Linked DNA regions of Homo sapiens: region 1 is linked to region 2. The links are chromatin contacts, found by Hi-C in ENCODE. All regions are on one chromosome and are shown on one strand. The core of a region is the stretch at or near the end of the contact, and the rest is flanking DNA. Distances in the headings are between cores, read along the strand shown.

The links. A loop is a pair of places that touch in the nucleus more often than their neighbours do. Pooled maps may share reads with other maps.
Region 1: a loop to region 2 is called in a map of CD8-positive, alpha-beta T cell, with 11 times the contacts of the local background. The contact joins the promoter of DNAJB2 here to the promoter of CTDSP1 in region 2. A Hi-C loop is called at or near these places in 2 of 168 maps with a recorded cell type or tissue (CD8-positive, alpha-beta T cell and breast epithelium), 9 of 37 single-sample maps with no recorded cell type and 18 of 50 pooled maps.

The regions. Positions count from the first base shown.
Region 1 is chr2:219,277,619-219,280,615 of GRCh38, reverse strand. DNAJB2 (DnaJ heat shock protein family (Hsp40) member B2) reads right to left here and starts at 1,250. Exons shown (of 9, transcript NM_006736.6): 1 at 1,098-1,250; 2 at 718-818; 3 at 1-38. The coding sequence starts at 782. RefSeq lists silencers at 926-1,405, 2,647-2,849 and an enhancer at 2,426-2,997.
Region 2 is chr2:218,398,415-218,401,138 of GRCh38, reverse strand. CTDSP1 (CTD small phosphatase 1) reads right to left here and starts at 1,271. Exons shown (of 7, transcript NM_021198.3): 1 at 982-1,271. The coding sequence starts at 1,048. RefSeq lists silencers at 824-983, 1,144-1,223, 1,294-1,663, 2,354-2,623.

The DNA.
Region 1 (2,997 bases), core at 1-2,500, 880 kb before region 2:
TTTTGTCTGGGTGCCACTGGAGAGCCTTGCGCCGATACCTGCAGAAAGTGGGTGCAGAGGAGAGAGTCGGGGGACAAATGCAGGCACTTCCCACCCAGGAACCGAACGACCTGTTTTCCCATTAGCCTATCACTGTCCTTTCACCCCCGGGTCCCAGTCCACCCCAGCTGCTAGGGCTGCCGCTGCTGTGATATTTTCATCAAGTTCCACCCTCTCTCCTCCGCCACCAGTGCTGGGACCACATGTACAAGCGGATACAATGCCAGGGTCCCTAGCCCCTCCCTAGGGCTCACTGGACTGGGGCTGCAAAGGTTGGGGCACATGTGGCCTCGAAGAGTACAGGGACACCGGCCCCTCCTCCTCATAGAGCCTCTTTGCACTGCATCTTTGCACTGCAGCCTGAGAATGCCCAAATCTAGGGGGAAGGGGGAGGGGAGGGGAAAGGAGGAGGAGGAGGAGGAGGAGGGGAAGATCAACTGGAGAACAACCCATAACACAGTGCAGCTCCCAGAGGAACTAACTACTTCACTCTCTGGACGTTCTCCTTGTACTCTACCAGGGGTCTCTTTCCTCCCTGCAGGTGTCACTCGGAAGAAGCACCCCAGTGCTTTCTAACGACCTGGTTCCCTCAGACACCTACAGGTGTCACTCTGAAGTGCCCCATGGTGGTGGCGGGTGGAGGGTGAGAGGTCTTCTGTTGCATACGGAGGCACTTACGCCTTCTTGATGTCATCAGCGGACGCACTTCGCGGCACGTCTAGGATCTCGTAGTAGGATGCCATGGCAACTGGTCAGTCGTCAGGCGGGCCTCCTTGGGGCTGCAGAAGAGAAGGAGTCAGGCGGAAAGAACCAAGAGCCCCACCCTGTGGCTGCAGCAGTCCCCCTCCCCGGGTGGCGGAAGGCGCTCCCAGTTGGAAGCGGAGCACACCGGGCTCTGCTTGCGGCCGGTGACTAGGCTCCCTCCGGCAGCCTTATCTGCCCCCGCAGGCCGGGGCCAAGAGCTATCTCGACGCCCAGGCCCAGGAGCCCTATCGGGGCCCCCCAACTCCAGCAGTCCGATCCAGGGCCCCCAGCCTGACCCGGGCCCCCGGCCGCACCTCCTCCGCCAGGAGTCCCGGCCTCCTGCGGCGCCCCGCCCCTGCCCCCCGCCGGGAACCGTCTGGCACCCGCAGCCCGGCTCGCGGCTGCTGCGTAGGACGCGCCCGGCCCAGCTGTGCGCGCAGGCATGCGTCAGCGGTGCGGAAACTACTAGAGACGGGGAGAAGGCCGGCTCCGCCTGTCCCCTGGGGGGGTGGGGGCCTGCAGGGGCTGCCGGGAGAAGAGGGCGGAGCCGGCTATTTTGGGCACACACCAGGACGACGTCAGCCCCAGCTGGGACCTGGGAGACTGCGGCCCCGCCTCCATCCAAGCGAGAAGCGCTCGCACGGAGGCTGGGGCAGCCCACAAACAAGCCGCTCGGCCCCCAGGTTCCTCTGTCACTTTCTTATAAACATGAGCGATGATCCATGCTTACTCACCCACCTCGAGGACTCAGACTCTTCCCTCCCTCCCCCCACCACGGTTCTAACTCCTCCCCCTTCTTCAGCTCCCAGCTCCAGCCCCAGGTCCCCCAGCAGGCTGCCCTGGCTTTCCTGAGTAGGTCAGAACTGCCTTTTACAGCATCTCGTGGCATTTCCTTCATCAGGCTTGTTAGAGCCACAAATTAGCATTTATTGGTTTGATTATTTTTTATTACCATTCACCTCCCCCACTAGAATGTCGATTTCACAGGACAGGAATTGTGTGTTTTTTCTCACTGGTCTATTAGAGCAGTCGTAGGGGTTCAAAACTACCCGTGGGATGAATAAATAATGAACACCTGCAAACCTCTTGTTGACAGTTTTGACACATTTGGGGGAGGTGAGGTAAAGGGGGCCGTACAACGGAATTCCCCAGGTTCAAGTCTTCCCAAACTGATCCTGAGTAGGCCTATTCCACTTCAAAATGCTCCCTGGGTTCAGGCCTCATTGGAGAGTTAGGAAACCTTCCAGAACTGGCTCCTGCTTGATCCCATCCAGGCCAATCCAAAGGCGTTAGCTGAGCATTTTTCTGCATTCAAGATGCTGCCAGGCCGTATAAAGAAGAATGTGGCCCAAGCCCTGCCTTTGCAGAGCTTGAACTTGATAAGATACCAGCCCATCAGTGTAGCCCGCTGGGAAACCCGAGGCTTTGGAAACAGAGTACAACCTGGCATTACTGTGAGACTTGGGAAAATCTCTGAGCACTCTTTTTTTCTCACTAAATATAGGTAGTGCCTAGGGTTGTTTGAAAGTCAAATGAGACATGGTACGAATTAGGTGTTACTGCGGTCCTGCTGGCATCGTGATTGGCTCAAGCAATAATGGTTATGTGAGTCCAGAAAAGTGCTTTAGGCTGGGGGACCCAGGAATACTTCGCCAACGAGAAGGGTTTGAGGCGGACGTGAGAGAAGAAGGTGGTGTGAGTGTCCTGGTTTCCTGGCTGCCCACCATCAGAACCTCCTGCCTACATTTGGGGAATTCCCATCGCAAGGGCCCTAATGGAAAGCAGGCCACCATTTGCCACAAAGCCCCAATGCTTGCTCTCCCTGACTCGGCTCTGGGGTTGCAGGCAGAAGACATGAGCTCCGCCAATCGGATGCTCCAACTGGGACTTTGAATCTGGAGCAAGTCACGGAATAGCAAGGCTGGTTTAGGAATTCATTTCTGCGGCGGCGGTGGAGGCGATGGGGCCAACAGCGGCCTCTAGTGTCTGGAGGAGGAAGTGTCAGCGCTACTGCCGCAGGTGAGGGACGAGAGTAGGAGGATCACTGCGGAGGGTGGAGGGGACAGGAGTCTCCTACACAGGCTGTCCTGTGCCCAACCTTGACTGTGGTACTGGCTGCCCAGCTTCCCTAGGTGCCTGTCTGATTGCTGACCCTTGTTTGCTGGCCCTTGCATTGATTCTGTGTGCTATCCGATATCTCTATAATTGTTGGGG
Region 2 (2,724 bases), core at 22-2,521:
CCCCGTGGGTACGAAGTCCTCACTGCGGCTGGGCCCAGAGGCAGGGGTGCAGTCCCGCGGCCTGGGGCCAGTGTCCAGTGGCCATCTGTTTGCCCTGCCCCGCCCAGACCTCCGACCTGGAGCCCAGCAGCCTGATTGACAGATACCCCTCCCACCCCACCCCCCTCCGGCCCCCTGCAACTAGCCTTTCCACCTTGCCCTCAGTTCCGGGGCAGCCAGACCCAGGCGAGGGTGGGCAGACCTGGGGGCAGCGTCCAGATCCTGAGGTCCACACGGGGAAAAGGAGAAGACAGACCCCCCCACCCCGGCCCAGCCACGCTGGGGGACGCAGCCTCGTCGGGGCGGCGAGGCTTTGCGGGGTGGTGCGTGCCCACTAGGCGCACGACTCTCCCCGCGGGCGCCAAGCGACTCTTGGAAGTGCCGGCCGTCCTCTCTGTGCCTCCGAGGGGGTCGGCGCCTCCACGCGTGACGCGAAGTTTGTGGGGAACGTAGCTGTGTGTTGGCGGGAGATCCCTCCAAGCCTCCCCAGCCTGCTGTCACCTCGGCGCCCCCTCCCAAGACCCTACCGGACCGCAGCCCGGGGGGGTGGGGGTGGGGGGTGGGGCGGAGTCTCAGCGGGTGGCCCATAGGCGCCCTCCTCAGCTCCCCCATCTCCCAGCCCCATTGGCGCCAATGGTGGGGGGGCGCCCATGCACCACGCAATGCCTGCCAGGAAACCCCCGAAGAGTTCCCTCTCTATTCCTGCCTCAGTTTCCTCACCTCGAGCGAACAGGAGCGCCCCAAAGGCGCCAGGCCCCGCCCCGCGTCTCTGAGCCTCCTCTGAGTTCAAACTCTCTCCCTGCTCCCTCTCGGGCTGGGAGCTTCGGGCACAGCTAAGGCGGCCGCCCGGGGCGGCGGCGGCGGCTCCCCTGGGGAAGATCCCGGCCCCTTCTCTCCTCCCACGGCGCCCCGGCTTCGGCCCCCTCCCCGCAGCCCCGGTACCTTTGCCCCGCAGCGGGCCCCGAGCCTCCTCCTTGCTGATCTGAGTAATGACGGCCGAGCTGTCCATGGGGCCGGGCGCGCTCCGCTCCGGCCGGACTCTGGCCCGGGCGCCCGGCCTCCCCCCCGGCTGGGGCCGGAATCGGGGCGCGGGGGGGAGGGGAGGGGTGGGAGGGAGGGATCCCCGCGAGCTCCGGAGGGGAGGGGAGCCAGGTTCTAGGGGGGAGGGGGAGGGAGGGGGCGCGGAGGAAACTTTGTTACAACATGGAGTTTCCTTCCCGCGAGGCGGATGCAAACATGGAACCCAGGCGCCGTTTCAAGGCTCCCCCTTAAAAGGGCAACGGCTTCGGCGTGACCTGGACTCGGCTGCGGCTTTCGCCACTTCTGGGACCGGCGCGGCTAGGCGGACTGGGAGGCGGGCCGGGCCGGGTTCCTGCCGCGCTCCAGGGGGCGTCGCCTCCCTTCCTGCCGCCCGCCGGCGGGGCTGAGTCTCTGCGGCTGCGTGGCAGGCCCGGCACCCGGCTCACCGTTCCAGGCCGCCGAGCGCCCTCGGCCAAGGCCCGCCCGCCGGGAGCGCCCACGCCGGGGAGTGCCCGAGTGCGGCGCGGCTCCACCTCTGCGTTTTCTGAAGACCCGGGACTAGAGGCTTCTCGGTTTCCTCGTTGAGGACTTGGAGATAGCACTACCTCATCTGTAAAATGGGTCTTCTCTCCTGTCTGGTGGTCGCAGAGATCACCTCGCAAGGACGTCAAGAGCCAGCGAAGGCTCTGCTGGCCCGAAACAGCTGTGCAAACCTCAGAATCACGCTCTTGAATGGGACGGTCGCCGCCCCCCGCAGCCCCAGGGCGAGGTGCCCCCGGTCTGTAGGACGTGAAATTCTAACTCTCTGCCCTGGGAAAGCCCCCTGCCGACCTCTCCCCACGGCCCCACCCGGGGCCCCGCACGTCTACCCGCCGCGCACGGGCCACCGCGCGTTCCCGCCTGAAGTTTTCGTACGCGCTGTTCCTTTCGCGTAGCCAAATTCCACCGACCTCGAGGAAATGCCACCTTCTCCAGGGGCCTTCCCAGACCCCCTCCCCTGCCCGCGGTCGACGGCCGCCCTGTGATTACTGGGGGTGCGGTGGGAGTCACTGGACTCGCTGCCGATCCTAGGAGCCCAGCACGGCGCCGCACGCGGTGGGCCCAAAGCCCGACCGTGGGGGACCTCAAACCAGAGGCCCTCAAGGCCCGTTCCACCCGGCCTGTGGCGCAGTGCTGGGCACTTGGGAACGGAGGTCCCTGTCTTCTCGCTGCAAGCCCCTCCGTGGTGCGCGCCGTGGGTCTGCGGGTTGGTCTTTTTCCTCGTTTATGAAGTTCTTTTCACTCGTCGTTACTATTTTGTAAGTTCACCATTTAAAAATTAATAATGCCAAGCCCGACAAACACCCCTCGGCACTTCCTCCCCTCCCCCTCTCCCGCGGGCCTCCGTGGCGGGGCGGGGCGGGCGCGTCCTGTCCCGTCCGGCCGCCGGGTGCGACGCGGCGCACGTCCGCCAGGCCCTGCCGAGGGGGAGCCGGGGAGGGGAGGCCCCGCGCGGGGGCCGGGAGGGGAAGGGAGGGGAGCGGCGTCTGCCAGAAGGCGCGGCGGCTTCGTGCGCTGAGGCTGGGAGTAGGGGCGGGAGGGGACTGTCGGGGACTGATACCCCGGTCCCCGGGCTGGATCCCTCGGCCCTCCTCCTGCTCCTGGGTAGCCCACGGGGCGGCCACC